Regions from separate parts of the Mus musculus genome. Here region 1 is linked to region 2. The links are chromatin loops, found by intact Hi-C in ENCODE. Cell type or tissue: left cerebral cortex. All regions are shown on one strand.

Region 1 (4,000 bases), 240 kb after region 2:
CTGCAGCATGTGGTTTTCTGACTTTTGAAATGTCATTTTTTTCTTTCCCCTAGCCCACCGCAGAGCAGCCTGCACCATCGCAGAGGCCCCTACGTGCAGAAAGAGGAACGGCCAGTTTGCTGCAATGACTCAGCCACAAAAATCTCACCGTTCTCCGGAGAGCCCACACATCCCTGGCAGCAACAGTCAGTGGTTACAGTTTTGCACCCATTTCTCAAGTGCCTCGACTTGTGAGCTTTACCTGAGAAAGACCTTACTCTTCTGTGCAAGTCACAGCCCTCAGTGTCATGGAGCCTGGAACTGGCCAAGTCAGGTAGTCAATCAACAAACACACATCAGTGTCAAATAGGTACCAACCTCAGGCAGAGATGAAGTTGCAATAGAGCAGCAGGCTGAGCACCAGGCAAGCAGATCCCAGCCAGCCCTGTATGTTCCAGCCACTCGAGGCATGTGGCTGGCTGACTGCTCCTCTCTGTAAAGGGGAATGGTGGTCACCTAGGCCTGTTCCTGCTGCACCCATCCCTCTGTCTGGTGAGCACCCTGACCCTCAGAGACGCACCAAATGAACTTGGAGGTTCTCAGCCCCTAGGATACAGAAACACACATGCTTGCCAAGATCCCACCCTCCGTGGAGGACGCAATCCAGAAAAACCACTGAAGAAGGAAGTTTGGTGACAGCTTTAACAGACCAAGCACATCTAGGGGAGAAAGAGGAAGGGGAATCGGGACAGAGGAACAGCACAGACAAAAACACAGAGGTCTGAAAATACAAGCTGAACTTCAAGGATGGCTCAGGGCCTGGCCCCTGAGTGCCACAGGCAGGCAGGGAAGTCTGGACAGCCGTCAGGGTAGCAGTGGAAGCTGGGGATTCGAATTATGATGTCCTGACCCAGGAGGGCCAGCCCCTCTATAACTAGGTCCTGCTAATGGTTGGGCCATTGAGCTAAAGGTCCCCACCTGCCCCCAGAGAAACTGCACCCCACCCTCCCCAAAAAAACACCAAACACTGCTTTCTCTATGTCCTTGCTTCTTATCACCTAACACCTGTACAGAACTGATCTCCATGTTGTCACACCCTCCAGGGATTCTATTTAGCAACTAGCTAGGCAATGCCCTGTTCCCCACACACTGCTTCATACAGCTCTCTCTCTCTCGAGCGCGCGCGTGCGTGCGTGCATGTGTGTGTGTGTGTGTGTGTGTGTGTGTGTGTGTGTGTGTGTGTGTGCGTGCGTGTGCGTGTGTGTCCAGGATGATCCTCCCCCACTGAAGCTTCAACCTTCAGCAGCCCTGGCATTCAGAATCTCCATGCTACCCAGCTAGAGAGAGCCAGGACATCCCCACCTTAACCTCATCCCGATGAGGAAACAGAGGCACCCACCTAATGAGAACAACCAGGAAGTTTAGAACACTGTGACTATTAAACCAAGGCCAGGAGATGTATAGGAGGCAGGAGGATGGCAGGGGAAAGACCTCCTTACCAAGCTGCTGGACCCTTTTGAAGGGCTGGGCTGTGGGGCTCCAAAGCAAGTTTGGATCCGTGGCAGGGCATAGACCTGTTCACAGGAGTGGCCTTTGGCCTGCGGCAAGTGGAGATACCCATGACGGATGTCCCCGGACTGTCCCTTGGCTCACCCAAAGAGCCTGGGAGGAACTAACAAGGGGCCAGGCTATTACTGACTCTCATCTTGTCCTACTGTAGCTCTAAGCTGGCTTCCTGGCCCCCACTTTGTCCCTGCCCTTATTTGGGTAGGAGGGTGTCATCTCCTGGCCTGTTCCTCACTTCCGAACATCTCGAGACCCTCAGTAACCCAAGCACTAACTGGCCTTGAGATGAGCCCACCCCGGGGGACAGAGAGGGACCAACACGGGTCCAAGTTCACCAAGGGAACCAAATTGGATCTGGAACTGGAAACTAGCATCTTGGGGTCCACTCTTTCGTGGGGGCCGGACTCCCAGAACTGGACAGGAGTGGCAGCAGCTGCGTAGCTGTGATTTCCTGGCTGGGCTGGGCTGCCTGCCAGGGTTGTCCAGAGTCTATGACTGGCCCATCCAGAGGGAAGGCGGCCTTCCCTCTGGCCCTCCTCCTGGCTCAGCTCCTTACCTCACTAGTACTACACCACCATCCTGCCGGCCTGGGCTCAGGGGAGCTGCCCACAAGGTCTTTGTTTCAAACCTGGGGAGCCCCCTGCCTCCACAGCAGCCTGGAACGCCTCCAGACTGCTCTGCCAGCCAGAACGGCCTCAGCTCACAGACAAGCATCCCTCCCCACTTCTCCCCGCCCCTGCAGCTGAGGCCTTGCCTTGCCTCCTCCTCCTTGCAGGAAGCGCCCAGCCTGATTTCCTACAAGTGTTTGTGAAAAGGAGGGGGGGTTACTCTGCGGAGCTGGCGCCAAGAGCTTAACCCTTTGCTGGGCAAGTGTGGGGCTGCATTGATGGGAAGAGAACTTCTGAGGCCTTGAGTTTGAGACCACCTCAGTTGCAACCACAACCGTGCTTGTACGAGCAGGAAGTCCAGAGAAGGCTTGGCTAAAGTCACATTGCATGCCGGTCCCAGGAAGAGGAGCCTGCAGTTCCTCCACTCCCACCCCAAAATTGGTCTCTTCCATCACCGAAGACTTTATCAAAGCCTCTCCCACTGTGTAGGTCTCATTGCCCATCCTCACAGGAGGGAAAGGGGAACCTCAGCCTTGGCGCTTGCTCCTGTCTGTCCAGCTTTAACTTCGTCTACTAACACAAGTCTCATCATCTCAGGGCAGACTTAGGGATTTCTGCCCTTCCACTTACTGTCCATGCCTAGAGATAAGATGAGCCTGCACTGGAATTGTCTAGGTAAGAAGGAAGAACTAGAGGATCAGGTGAACATCTCCTCTTGTAGCTTCTCCCTCAGAGGCCCCAGAGATGAAGGAACAGAATTATCTTCATGGCCAACCTGTGGCTCCTCAGGTCCCTTCACCTCTGTGAGAGGTGTAGCCATCTGAAGAAGCAGGGTGGGACACAGACACATCACACCTGGCCCTTCACTCTATAGTGAAGTGTGTAAGATGTCAGGTGTGCCTGAGGCAGAGTATGAGACAGGCTGGTGACCAACGTCTCCTGCTGCTTTGGTATCTCTGAGGCTGAGGACTCGCAGATCCTAGGGAAACACCCGAGGTTTCAGGTCTCAGATGCTGGACCTGCCCTGGCTGAAGACAGGGGCCTGAGAGTAACAAGCTGAGTGGGGGTGAGGCAGGACTATCAGGAAGGTCTGGGTGGGGAGGCCACAGTCACACAAGCGGCCGGAAGGACAGAGAGGCAGAAGCAAGCCGCAAGCATGACTGATGAGAATGTTCTAGAAAGGCAGCTGCAGAGACCTGAGAGAAGCAGGAGGCCCTTGAAGACAACAGGATATGATGTGAGAGGACTCAGGGGCCGGGGCAGGAGGTACAGAATCTGACCTTCAGGATCCAGGCTGACGGGGCAGGCAGGAGGAGGCAGGAGCCAGGTAGAAGGAAGATGCTGCAGGAGCCCTAAGTCCGCTCCTGGCTCTCTACTCTGCCCCTGCTGACCCAGAGAGTCAGGAAACAGAAGAGACATGAGGTCAACCCTCTGCCATCCAGAAAGCCCTGGGGGGGGAGGGGGGACCTCAAGGGAGCAGCCAGGCTGGGGACCACCCAAGAGTGATGGAGAGAATCTTAGAGTCCATAGGCCAGGGAGTTCAATGCCAGCATGCCAGCCTCACCTCCTGCTGGCACTGTGACCTCAGTGGCTAGAGCCATGGTTTTCCTTTCTGTGGAACAGGGCTAACCAGAGTGGCCACTGCCCTGGAGAGGCTGCTGTCAATTCCATGACAGACGGCCTGCCCAGTGTGCAGTAAGGGACCTTAGGACCTATGTCATCACCATAGTTTCTGCCCCCGGGTCTCCTTAGGTGGGAGAGTCTGGTCTCCTCCAAGGGCTTGTGACTGATGGGTGAATGGAATGAATGAATGCTCTTGAGGGCCAGCTGCCAGGATCTGGCTAAGT
Region 2 (4,000 bases):
CACAACATGCCCACGGGCTAAGGTGGGGTGGGAGAGGAAGCCTGAATGACTAAGAGGGCTGCTCTCTGTCCTTGCTGCAGATGTTTGCACTCCTGAGATTATTAACCAGAGCAAACACAGGGACCTCAGCCGAGGCCACCTGGACTTTGAACCACTCTTAAACATTAACAGGGGCTACAGGGATGGAAAGTGGGACCCCCATCCCCTCTTCTCCTTTGTCTCTCAGAGTAGAATGTGGAAGCTGAAGGGGGCGGGGCAAAGATTATAGGCATCATCAGGATTCTGGAATGATCTGAACGTGGGAGAATGTTGCCCACCCAGTAACCTCAAGGGTTCCCAGCAGAGCAGGGACCAAAGGCCTCAGTTTTCAGATGAACACAGTGGGGATGGGGCCTTATTTAAGGTCACTCAGCTTACAGCCCACGTGGCACATAAACGGACCTGTTCCTACACCCACACTCCCACTTCATGGCTATCCAAGTGCTCCTTATTTCAAGCTTGTCATTAGGAACAGGATAGGGACCCTGACATGCTTTGAGGAGGAGGCAGACAAACGAGGATAGGTCTAAAGCAGGGTATGGAGGCTATGGGAGTGATTCACCCCAAGAGTGGACATGGAAGACAGGAGTGCACAGGGAATGAGGTCCCAGAAGGGGTGTCACCTCAGCATTGAGAACACAGTCACAAAAGTCCAAGAAAAGGAAAATGGAGATAGAATTATACTTGGGATCTAATACACACACACACACACACACACACACACACACACACATACACACACACATACACACACACACACACACACATACACACACACATACACACACAGGCACACACACACACACACATACACATACACACACACATACACACATACACACATACACACACACACACACACATACACACACACACACACACACACACACACACACACACACACACACACACACCAGAGCAGGTGAGATGGCGCAGTAGGTTTAGGTGCTTGCTGAGTTTGACTTGACTTGAGTTTGATCCTAGAAACCCATTTGGTAGAAGGAAAGGCCTGACCCCTGCATGTTGTCCTCTGACTCCTACACTCGCACTCGTGTGCACACATGTGTATGCACATAAAACAGATACACACCAAAACATTTTAAGTTGAAAACATCTCCCTAGTCAGGGAGCATGGAAGACAGAGGGGAGTGCCTAGGCCGGTGGGACGGGCAGGATTGCCAGGGCCCAGGGCTTGCTCCTTGCCCTGAAGGCACAGGGTTCTTTATGTTCAGAAAGTGATCGAGAGTGCATCTGGGGTGCAGGAGACCAATGGGGAGACAGGAAAGAGTTGGAAGACAGTGAGTACCCAGGCGGCTTCCAGGAAGAGGGAAGGACCGGTCATCAGAAGCTGTTACTGAACAAGTGAGGACCTCAGGGGCACAGGGCAGAACAGAGGCCAGTGGGTGCAGGCAAGCTTAATGTCACAGGCTGTCCTTTCAGAGTCACCATGGAAAGTGGGAGTAGGGGTGGACGCTATGACGGTGAGGAAAGAGGAGCTCCTCGTGGCCCATCTGAGTTCCACACTCTGCTTTTCATTCCCCACTCTGTGCCAAATAGAAAGCCAGGCTGGTGATCTAGCTCAGTAAAGTGCCTTCCTGGCATGTGTGAGGGTTCGAGTCCCGGCAACTACATAAGCTGGGCATAGCGGCACAGACCCATGATGGCCGCATTTGAGGGGTTAAGGGTGGAGGACCAGGAGTTCAAGATCATCCTTAACCACTCACTAAACCCAAGGCCAGACTGGGCTGCTTGAGACCTTGTCGAGAAAAGGAGATGGAGGGGCCAGCTGGAGACTTGAGTATCAGAGTCCAGTGACACGCAGGGGACTACAGGCGCAGTCCTTTCCCCTCTTGGCTTTGGCAGTTTCATCTAAACATCCATGTGGGACAGTGCTTACTCAAGTGACACAGCTGAAACAATGCATGGTTCACACTTGTGAGAATATTCCCAAACGTGTGGACTTGAGGAAGCCACAATGCTAAGGCCCATGGCACTGAGCCTGTCCGACTCCATACCCGATTGTCATACGCATGACTGTCCCTTGTCCACCTGGGGGCAGCAGAGGACTTGCAGAAAGCAAAGACAAGGAGGGGCTCAGAGGCCTGCAGGGAAGGCCTGTGGAAAAAAACCAAGGTTAGATAGAGCCTTCCTTTCTTCCTTCTAACCAGCTTTAACTGCCCTGTGAGCCTCCTCCTTGGCCTGCCAGTCCTCAGGTCTGGTAAAGGGCTGCAGGTTGAGATAGGCTCTTAAACAAAACTGAAGTCCCTGGGGCATTCTGCTGGGAAGCAGGAACTGGGAACCCAGGCTGTCAGACACCCAGGAGACCTGAGTGTCCTGCAGGTGTCTCTCTTAAATCTCTATTCAGGACCTTACTATGCTGGTAGCCATGTTTTACAGAGAGGGAAACTGCGGTTGAAAGATCAGGTGTTGGAGGCCACCTGCAAGTAACTATTACCAACCCAGCTCTGACTCCCCAGGCACCAAGGCTCTCTGCTGACCTCCCAAACCCTGGGCCCTGGAAACCAGCAAGACCTCTTAGCCACGCTGTCCAGGAATGCTAGTGACCCTTGCTATCTGTCGCTCTCTGCTATGGCTCTGCATTCTGTTCTGATTGGAGTGGGGTGATGGTGACTCAGAGTTCAAAGATGCATATAAAGATGGATGACAAAGCCCACCACGGGTCTCGTTCTGTGGAGAGAGCTGGGCTTCGTGGATGGGACCTGAGATGGGTCAGTTGGGATTGCAGGAAGCTGGTGGCTTAATCTGAAGAAACGGCTTAGAGTGTGTGACGCTGTGGGGCTGGGAGGGTGGCTAGTATAGCACTTGCTACGCAGACATGAGGACTTGAGTTCTATCCTCAGAACCCACAGAGGTGTGTGTGTGTGTGTGTGTGTGTGTGTGTCTGTGTGTCTGTGTGTCTGTGTGTGTGTGTGTGTGTTCGTTCATGCGCTTACTTACAATGCCAGTACTGAGAGGTGAACACAGGCATATTCCAAGAGCTCACTGCCAGTTGTGAGGCAGGTGAAAGACCCTGCCTCAGAACCAAGGCAGATGGCACTTGGGAGTTCTTCTTGAGGCTGACTTCTGGTCTCCCCAAGCACATGAGAGTGCGCGTACACACACACACACACACACACACACACACACACACACACACACACACACCCAGAGAGAGAGAGAGAGAGAGAGAGAGAGAGAGAGAGAGAGAGAGAGAGAGAGAATATGGGACACTGTGGAATCAGAGATCCAGCTGTCCTGGAGACAGAGCTTGTCACACCGGCATCTAGCAACAGGAAGAGAGCCCCAGAAGGAACTTGTGAAGTGTTCGAGGGTACTCAGGAAGAACATATTGTCACTGTCTTGCACTTTGCAGGCTGAGCTTGTCTTTCCGTAGAGGGAACACTTAGGGCCCTCTCCATTCAGGCTGACCATGTGAATGCACCCTAACACATGTGAAAGGGGGGAAGTTGTTCCTTCCAGCAACCATGAGGCAAGTGGGGCTCCTTAGAAAGTGCCACTGGACTTTCCTCAAGAAAGAAGTAAAGATTCTCCAGCTTCTATCTTGGAAGGCAGTGGAAACTTTGTCCTGGCTCTTCTCAGACTGGCTCCTGTTGTCCCTGGGTTATCAGTGTCCAGGGCATCCCACAAAGGAAGGAAGAAGCCAACAGAGATAACATCACCATCTGTAATAGCAGGAGGCCAGATGCTAGCCCAGTTCTCTCTAGGCAGCTGCAGGAATGACAGGTCCATCCAGGTGCATCCACGTTTAATCTTATCGTCCCCGTGGACACTTTGCTTCCTCTAGGATAAACTAACTTTATCCTCACTTCACAGAAGAAACTGAGTCTCAAAGAGGTGAATACTTCACCCATGCTCCCATATCTTGTAAGATGTACAAATGGAATCTGAGAAAGAGCAAAGCCTGCTGAGACTCCAGAGCCCGGGGACCATTGCGATCTGC

Evidence for each region. Peaks named below come from ENCODE experiments on the same cell type or tissue, not always from the same donor. Only the 100,000 strongest peaks of a DNase experiment are listed, where the experiment ranks them.
Region 1: a loop joins it to region 2, with 8 times the contacts of the local background. A loop is called at or near these places in 2 of 42 quality-filtered maps.

The regions. Positions count from the first base shown.
Region 1 is chr4:63,401,118-63,405,117 of GRCm38, forward strand. It overlaps Akna (AT-hook transcription factor), which reads right to left and starts at 2,328. Exons shown (of 22, transcript NM_001045514.3): 1 at 2,102-2,328. Gm52742 (a long non-coding RNA gene) reads left to right here. Exons shown (of 3, transcript XR_003955424.1): 3 at 54-1,009. In left cerebral cortex, no CTCF peak of the experiment used is centred here; DNase peaks (open chromatin) are centred at 146, 681, 2,102 and 2,211; H3K4me3 peaks cover 1,259 bases; H3K27ac peaks cover 1,845 bases.
Region 2 is chr4:63,157,053-63,161,052 of GRCm38, forward strand. It overlaps a transcript of Kif12 not described here. Among named protein-coding and RNA genes, the nearest start is that of Ambp, 4.9 kb to the left of the region's middle. In left cerebral cortex, a CTCF peak has its summit at 2,081 (motif pointing right); a DNase peak (open chromatin) is centred at 2,098.